3 separate regions of the Homo sapiens genome follow, and regions 2 and 3 are each linked to region 1. A link is an interaction called in ENCODE POLR2A ChIA-PET data of the cell type or tissue named here. Cell type or tissue: PC-9. All regions are shown on one strand.

Region 1 (2,500 bases):
GAAAGAGAATTCCTCTGGCCACCAACCACCCCAGCTCTCCAAAGTACAGTACAGCCTGTATCTGTTCATCGATAAAGTCCTGAGCAGCCCAATAAGCTTCTGTTTGAGTACATGTGTGAAATGTATTGATGCTATGATTAAAAGTAAAATGGTATCTCTTGAAAGACCTGGAATATTAAAATGCGATAACAACAACAAAAAGTGTAAAACAAAAAACCTTTGGTATTCACCTTTACAGGCTGCTAGGGAATGAATTCTTTGGTCTGAAAACTGATAAATGAAAGAATCAAGCATTTACTGGGTGAACTGTACCTCAAAGTAACCAAATAATTGATGAGGCGAGGTTTTTTGTTTTTTTGTTTGTTTGAGATGGAGTCTTGCTCTGTCACCTAGGCTAGAGTGTAGAGGCACGATCTCAGCTCACTGCAGTCTCCACCTCTCAGGTTCAAGCTATTCTCCCATCTCAGCCTCCAGAGTAGCTGGGATTACAGGTGCCCACCACCATGCCTAGCTAATTTTTTTTTTTTCGTATTTTTAGTAGAGACAGGTTTTCACCATGTTGGCCAGACTGGTCTCAAACTCCTGACCTCAGGTGATCTGCACACCTTGGCCTCCCGAAGTGCTGGAATTATAGGTGTGAGCCACTGCCTGTGGATTTACTGGTTTAAAGGAAATTTAAGAGACAGAGAAACATATTAAATGACACTTTGGGGATGCAACCAACAAAATCCAGACAGAGAAAGACTGTAGGACAAATAAGCAGGTTTCTTCAGTAAATACATCGTGAAGAAAAAAAAGTAGGGGGTTTGGGGGAAACTATGGATCAGGGTTTATCAAAGTTGACACTTGACATTTTGGGACAGCTACTCCTTTGCTGGTGAGGGTTGTCCTGTTCATTGTAGGATGTTTAGCAGCATCCCTGGCCTCTACCCCTCCATCCAAGGCCATCCTCCCCAGTTGTGACAACCAAAAATGTCTCTGGGCATTGCCAAATGTCCCCTGGGGGAGCAAAATCACTCCACCACCATCCCCCTGGAGAATCACTGCTATAGGTTAAAAGGGACATTGGACAAGCCTACTGTAAAAATATATATATATATATATATATATATATATATATATATATATATATATATATAATCAGGGAAATTTGAACGATGTTTGATGACAGATTTTTAGATATGGGAAAGGCATTGTGGTTACATATTTTTTAAAGAATCCTTTTTTCTTCCCCAAGAGACAGAGTGTTGTTCTGTTGCCCAGGCTGGAGTGTAGTGGCGTGATCATAGCTCACTGCAGCCTCAGCCTCCTGGGGTCAATTGACTAGAGGCATGCATCAGGAATCCTTATCTGAGGCCGGGTGGAGTGGCTTGAGCCCAAGAGGTTGAGGAAGCAGTGAGTCATGATCCGGCCACTGCACTCTTGCTTGGGTGTCAAAGAGAGATCCTAACTCAAAAAAAAAAAAAAAAAAATCCTTATCTGGCTGGGCATGGTAGTTCACGCCTTTCATCTCATCACTTTAGGAGGCTGAGAAGTAAAGATCACTTGAGCTCAGGACTTTAAGACTAGCCTGGGCAACATAACAAGGCCTCATCTCTACCAGAAAAAAAAAAAAAAAAAAGGCTGGGCATGATGGTGTGTGCCTGTAGTCCCAGCTACTCGGGAGGCTAAGGCAAAAGGACTGCTTAAGTCGGGGCATTCAAGGCTGCAGTGAGCTATGATCGCACCACTGCACTCCAGCCTGGGTGACAGAGAGAGACCATCTTGAAAGAAAAAAAAAGAATCCTTATATTTTAGAGACATGTACTGAAGTATTTATTGATAAAGTGATATGATATTTGAGACTTGCATCAAAGGAACCCAGTGGAGGGTGGGGCATAGGTGAGGTTTAGGTGAAATAAGATTGGCTATGAGTAGGTAATTATTGAAGCTGGATAATGGATAGATGGGAGTTTATTTTATAGTTCTATCATTGTATATTTTGAAATTTTCTATAATAAAAAATGTTTAAAGACACTTGAGGGTGCCAACCACCAGTGATACTAACAATATGAGTGAATTAGGTCTCTATACATACAGAAAAATGCTTATATACTGTATTTTTGTCCACAATAACTCCATTTTGATGAATTCAGGCTGCTCCTCCAGGTCAGGCTGCCACCTTCACCTGGGGATCTACTTGAGGGCATGGGTCTCAACAGAGCCCATGGTTTGCTCACCACCTCCTATTCCTCACTAGACTACAAAGGGAGGCAGCATGGCCTTGAAAGGGTGTGGGTGGGCACGGTGGCTGACACCTGCAATCCCAGCATTTTGGGAGGCCAAGGAGGGAAGACTGCCAGGAGTTTGAGACCAGCCTGGGCAACACAGTGAAACCTCATCTCTACAAACAATTTTTAAAAATCAGCTGGGTGCTGAGCACGGTGGCTCATGCCTGTAATCCCAGCACTTTGGGAGGCCGAGGAGGGCAGATCACCTGAGGTCAGGAGTTCGAAACCAG
Region 2 (2,500 bases), 60 kb after region 1:
GTCCCTCTTTAGCGGATTATTTCTTCAGCCTGTCCATTTGACCAGGGCATTCCCAACCTAAAAACCGTCTCTCCACCTTGTTCCCCTCCAAGCGCCTCTCTTCCCGGCCTTACTCCTCCTCTTTGGCACCAAGCACGTCAGATATGTAGTACAACATCCCCGTGTCCTCTCAGCTGCTGCCTCCAGGCCTCAAGTTCTTGTGTCCCTGAAGCTCCCCTCTGTGCATCTCTCTACAAACCAGCCTCCTCTACTCTGCCCTTAGCTCCTGCTCCCCGTCCCTAACTGCTCTGGCAGCTGGCAGCTCTACCTACATCTCACTGTTTTGCGTCCAGCTCTAGAGGGAGCAACTCCGATTGGCTTAGCAGGGTCAACTGGCTGGTCCAGTTGTGAGCTGTGGTCTGAGGTGGCCTCATTCACTTTTTTGGCAGGGGCTGGGAGCATAGGCAGGGTGGCCACCCTAGGCCTTGCCACCTGCATCCTTCCTGCCCCAGCCACAGTCCAGGCCTTTTTCCTGTGGCAACCCCCATGGCCCACCCTGTCCACCCCCAACTTTCACTACCAGCACAGGGACCATGTTTCTTCCTTCCTTGGACCCTCTGGTAGCTCCCTCCTGCCTGTGGGGTGAGAACCTTGAACAGACCCTTTCTAGCTACCCCTGCCAGGCCAGGTGGCATAGGCAACCAGCTGGTGCTCCATCCTGTCTCCTCCCTTCCTCCCTCCTAGGATGCCTCAGTGCTCTCCATGATCCCAGCACTGGGCCTGAGCCTCAGGGTGCTAGACCTGTCCTCCTGTGTGGCCCTCACCAACAGGACCCTGCAGGCCATCTGCACCTACCTCACCCACCTCTCAGTCCTGCGCCTGGCGTGGTGCAGGGAGCTCTGTGACTGGGGGCTTCGGGGGCTGGGGGAGCCTGTGCAGGGGACCCAGGTGTGGGACCCTCGAGGTCTTGGAGGACGGGGTGGCCCCTGGGATCAGCTGCCCTCCTGCCCCTCCCAAGTCTCTGTAGGAGTATTTAAGGGCAAACTCAGGAGGAACCTGAGAAGCAAAGGCTTCTTCCCACAGTCACGCCCAGAGCTGGAGCATCAGGCCTCAGGTACCAAGGACGCCTGTCCAGAGCCACAGGGCCCCTCCCTGCTCACGCTGCGGGCCCTGCAGGAGTTGGACCTCACAGCCTGCAGCAAGCTGACTGATGCCAGTTTAGCCAAGGTGTGGGGCTGGGGGTGCGGGTAGGCTGAGGATCTGGGGGCTGAAGTCAGGGGTCTGGGCCAACCCACTTTTTGCTTGGAAAAAAGTTGACCTTGGAGTTCCTTTTTCATTGGCTTCTGCTGCCTCTAGTCACGCCCTGGCTGGGGTGGGAGGATCTGGAAAGGCCAAGGCTGTGGGCTCCAGTGGCATTTACCTCTCCCCTACCCTCCCCATCCTTGTAGGTGCTCCAGTTTCTCCAGCTGAGGCAGCTGTCCCTTAGCCTGTTGCCAGAACTCACAGACAACGGCTTGGTTGCTGTGGCCAGGGGCTGTCCTAGCCTGGAGCACTTGGCGCTGAGTCACTGCAGCCGACTCAGTGACAAGGGCTGGGCCCAGGCAGCCAGCTCCTGGCCAAGGCTGCAGCATCTCAACCTGTCCAGCTGCAGTCAGCTCATAGAGCAGTAAGTGTGTCCGATGACACCAGGCAGATGGAGCCACGGTGCAGGGGCTGGGCTGGGTCCCACACCGGGCCAGGCACTCATCAGGTGGCCTCCCCACAGGACACTGGATGCTATTGGGCAGGCGTGCAGGCAGCTCCGGGTGTTGGATGTGGCCACGTGCCCTGGCATCAACATGGCCGCCGTCAGACGCTTCCAAGCCCAGCTGCCCCAGGTGTCCTGTGTCCAGTCCCGCTTCGTGGGAGGGGCTGACCTGACCCTAACACTCTGAGGCCAGGTCAGTAACCAGCCCTGCAGCACAGCCTCCTTGACTCCCCCAGTCTCCAACCCTGGCCTTGACCCGGGTTGCTTTTTGCCTCCCTCTACTGCAGACCCTCTAGGACTGGGGGTGGGGCCAATCCAGGGCAGCCCAGAGGGAACATCCTGCCACACCGCCTGGCAGTAGCCTCTTTCCAGCTACACGTCGCTGCCACAGGCCCCTGGAAATGCTACCTACGTGTTGCCGCCACAGGCTCCTGCTCTCTGGCCAAGCCCTGGGTGGGAGGCCAGGCCCCCAGCGGGCAGGGTCTGGTGCTGGGAGGAGCAGAGCCTCTGCCTCTTGCCTGCCCTCCTCTCAGACCTAAGGCCGGGCTCCACCTACTCCTGTGGGACTCTCCCAGCACCCTGTGTGCACTGAGCTTCAGCAGCTGAGCCTAGGTCTGTGCTGTAAATCCTAAGATTAAACATTCCAGATAGTACCTCCTTGTCTTAAGTTCTCAGACTAAAGGGCCCCTCCCCTCCCAGCTTCAGCTGAAGTGGCCCTGGGGCAGGCGGAGAAAACCCTGAGGCACGCTCCTTCCTCAGGCCTGGCCCACAGCC
Region 3 (2,500 bases), 76 kb after region 1:
CTCAGACAGAAGACTTACCCTGCCTGGTTCCTCTCTGAGCAGGCCCCAGAAACCCTCTTAAGAGACAGAACTCTCCTAAGACACTGAGCCCAGTGCTCAGGACTTTGGCTGAGCCCAGCCCACCCCCTTACCCCTACCCAGGCTCTGCTCACCAGCAAAGCATCTGCAGATGTCCTCATGAGTGACGTAGGCCAAAGTGTGAGGGTTAAGGAGAATGGCTGATGCCCTATGGTGACAGATGGCAGACTACAGAAAAGACCCAATTCTTTAGCTAAGGTCTGACACACAGGCCCTCAGAGACCGTTCTGGGGACTCAGGTCCACCGGGGGAGGGATCACAGGCTAAGAGTGGAAGGGGAGGGGCTCTGAGGAGGGAGCCTGAGGCTGGGCCATGGCCAGTGGCTATAAGACAAACTCCCAAGAGGAACAGGACTCAGGGCAAGTTGAACCAGAGGGCCCCTTGCCCACTCCCCCCAGCAGGGACCGCCAGGAGGATATCAGCTGTTCTGCACGTCCTCTGTGACGTTCCGGATGCTCTGCTGCACCCACACCTTGTGCTGGTCTAGTTCTTGCTCCCGCTGCTGCAGCTCCTCGATCTCTGCCTTGAGCTCAATCAGTTTGTCAGCAATCTCCCGGGTATTGCAGCCAGGCCCCACACCCCTGAGCCCAGGGAGTGGGGCTGAGAGGGACTGCTGAGAACTCTGGGTCCCATGGCCCCTGCCTTCTTCGGCACCCTCCACCCCACGCCCGACACTTCTGGGTGGGAGACTCTACTACCCTCCCACTATGCCCACTCACTTCCACTGGATGCTGTTCTTGGACTTTTTCTCGATTAGCCCGATACCTTCCAAAACATTGGTAATGTCGTAAATCCGCCGCTTCTGGCGTACAGCTAGGGTGTCAGCTGCCTGGCAGAGAGAATGGAGAATGCTCAGCCCCACTCTGGGGTGTACCCCCAGCCACCCTGAGACGTGGTCTGGGAAGGGAGTAATCTGGATTCCAACCCTGTAGTGCCTCCCAGGCGCTACTGCAGCTCAGGACCGCAGCTCTGTCCCATAGGCAGCTCTTCTCCTCGCCAGCCAGGAAGGGCCACGAGGACGAACACCTGCAGCCCGAGCCTGGCCCATAGCTGTAGCTCGATGGCCTCGGCCGAATGAATGAAACATCCCCCGGCTTCTCTCCTGTGAGAAAGCACACGATGGCGGCCGGCTCTCGGAGGACCCAGCTGGGCCGCCCCCGGGGTTCCCGCTACCGGCCCAGGCCTGGTCCACCAGCCTCCCTTGTCTCCCCTTAGCCCAGGCCGCACCAGCTTGAGGTCAAGCACGCCGTCCTTGGCCTCCTGCAGAAGGGACACGAACTTGGTGGTGAGCAGTCCCAGGCTCTTTTCGTGCCGGCTTGGAGTGCCCGGGGGCGGCGGCGCCTGTGGCCCGGCCTCCGCCATCGCGCCCGCCCGCCGCCTCCCCTCAGCCAGGCCAGGCCAGGCCGGCGCCGCCGCCACTTCCGCTTCCGTTCCTGGCCGCCGGGCAGCCGGAGCCAGCGTTACTGCTTCCGCTTCCGTCCCGTGCGCCTTCCAGGGAACGTGGCGCTATTGCTGTCTGTGGGTGCAGCCGCAAAACTTCAGGGACCAGTAGCAAATGTCCAGCCTCCGAATAAGACGAAAACTACCTGGGTAGACCGGGGAGTTGGGATGAAGTTGGGGAGGAATGAGAAGGGCGTCAGTGGGCCGCCCTGGCAGTAGAGAAGGGGACGCCATCGGAACTTTCCTTGCCAATCTGCCCCAACATCACTAACTCTGCCTAGTCCCCATCTTGGGAGAGGAGACCACACTACCTGACTAATCCAATCTGCTCCCTCAAACCTGTTCCTTTTCCATTTTTTTCTCTTTATTTATTCTTTTATATATTTCAAACTCATTTTACTGCCACATCAAACCTGTTCCTAAAGGCTGCCCTACTGTCTTGGGGTCACCCCATCTATTCCTATCCCTCACTTCCTGCCAAACAGCAAGCACTAACTATATCTACCTTGTCCACCTTGTTCCACCCATGGTCCTAGCCTCATCTTTCGCTCGTCTTGTCCTCACAGTACAGTGCTCAGAGACTATGGGGTTATGAACACTTCAGCCAATGCAAACGTGTTTACCTATGTGTAAATATCAGTAAAGCACTCAGTCATTCCTGGCATGCAGGAATGTGTGATACGGTCATTTTGTAACTTTTAACATTGTTACTATTTATTATTGTTTCTTTTAGATCAGGTCCTCTGGGAAATGGGACTCGAGATAGGGTTTTGCAGCAAGTTTGTTGGGGATCCACACTTTTTTTTTTTGAGACAGGGTCTCACTCTGTTGCCCAGGCCGGAGTGCAGTGGCAAGATCAATGCCGTCTCAGCTTCCTGGGCCCAAGCGATTCTCCCACCTCAGCCTCCCAAGTAGCTGGGACCACAGGCATGCACCACCATGCCCGGCTCATTTATTTTTAGTTTTTTAGAGATGTGGGTCT

What was found. Peaks named below come from ENCODE experiments on the same cell type or tissue, not always from the same donor. Only the 100,000 strongest peaks of a DNase experiment are listed, where the experiment ranks them.
Region 2: POLR2A ChIA-PET joins it to region 1 with 7 read pairs; 5 of 35 experiments call an interaction of 5 or more read pairs at or near these places.
Region 3: POLR2A ChIA-PET joins it to region 1 with 5 read pairs; 4 of 35 experiments call an interaction of 5 or more read pairs at or near these places.

What each region holds. Positions count from the first base shown.
Region 1 is chr16:67,267,298-67,269,797 of GRCh38, reverse strand. The region is part of intron 15 of SLC9A5 (solute carrier family 9 member A5); the gene reads right to left. All of the region lies in intron 2 of LOC124903701 (a long non-coding RNA gene), which reads left to right. Among named protein-coding and RNA genes, the nearest start is that of PLEKHG4, 11 kb to the left of the region's middle. In PC-9, no CTCF peak of the experiment used is centred here; a DNase peak (open chromatin) is centred at 1,367.
Region 2 is chr16:67,207,018-67,209,517 of GRCh38, reverse strand. It overlaps the pseudogene FBXL9P. Among named protein-coding and RNA genes, the nearest start is that of MIR328, 5.9 kb to the right of the region's middle. RefSeq lists enhancers at 901-1,467, 1,468-2,035. In PC-9, no CTCF peak of the experiment used is centred here; a DNase peak (open chromatin) is centred at 1,517; H3K27ac peaks cover 1,904 bases.
Region 3 is chr16:67,191,168-67,193,667 of GRCh38, reverse strand. It overlaps E2F4 (E2F transcription factor 4), which reads right to left and starts at 1,513. Exons shown (of 10, transcript NM_001950.4): 1 at 1,306-1,513; 2 at 798-907; 3 at 498-659; 4 at 153-196. The coding sequence starts at 1,440. RefSeq lists enhancers at 362-471, 1,552-1,691, 860-1,790 and a silencer at 1,272-1,461. In PC-9, no CTCF peak of the experiment used is centred here; a DNase peak (open chromatin) is centred at 1,557; H3K4me3 peaks cover 2,309 bases.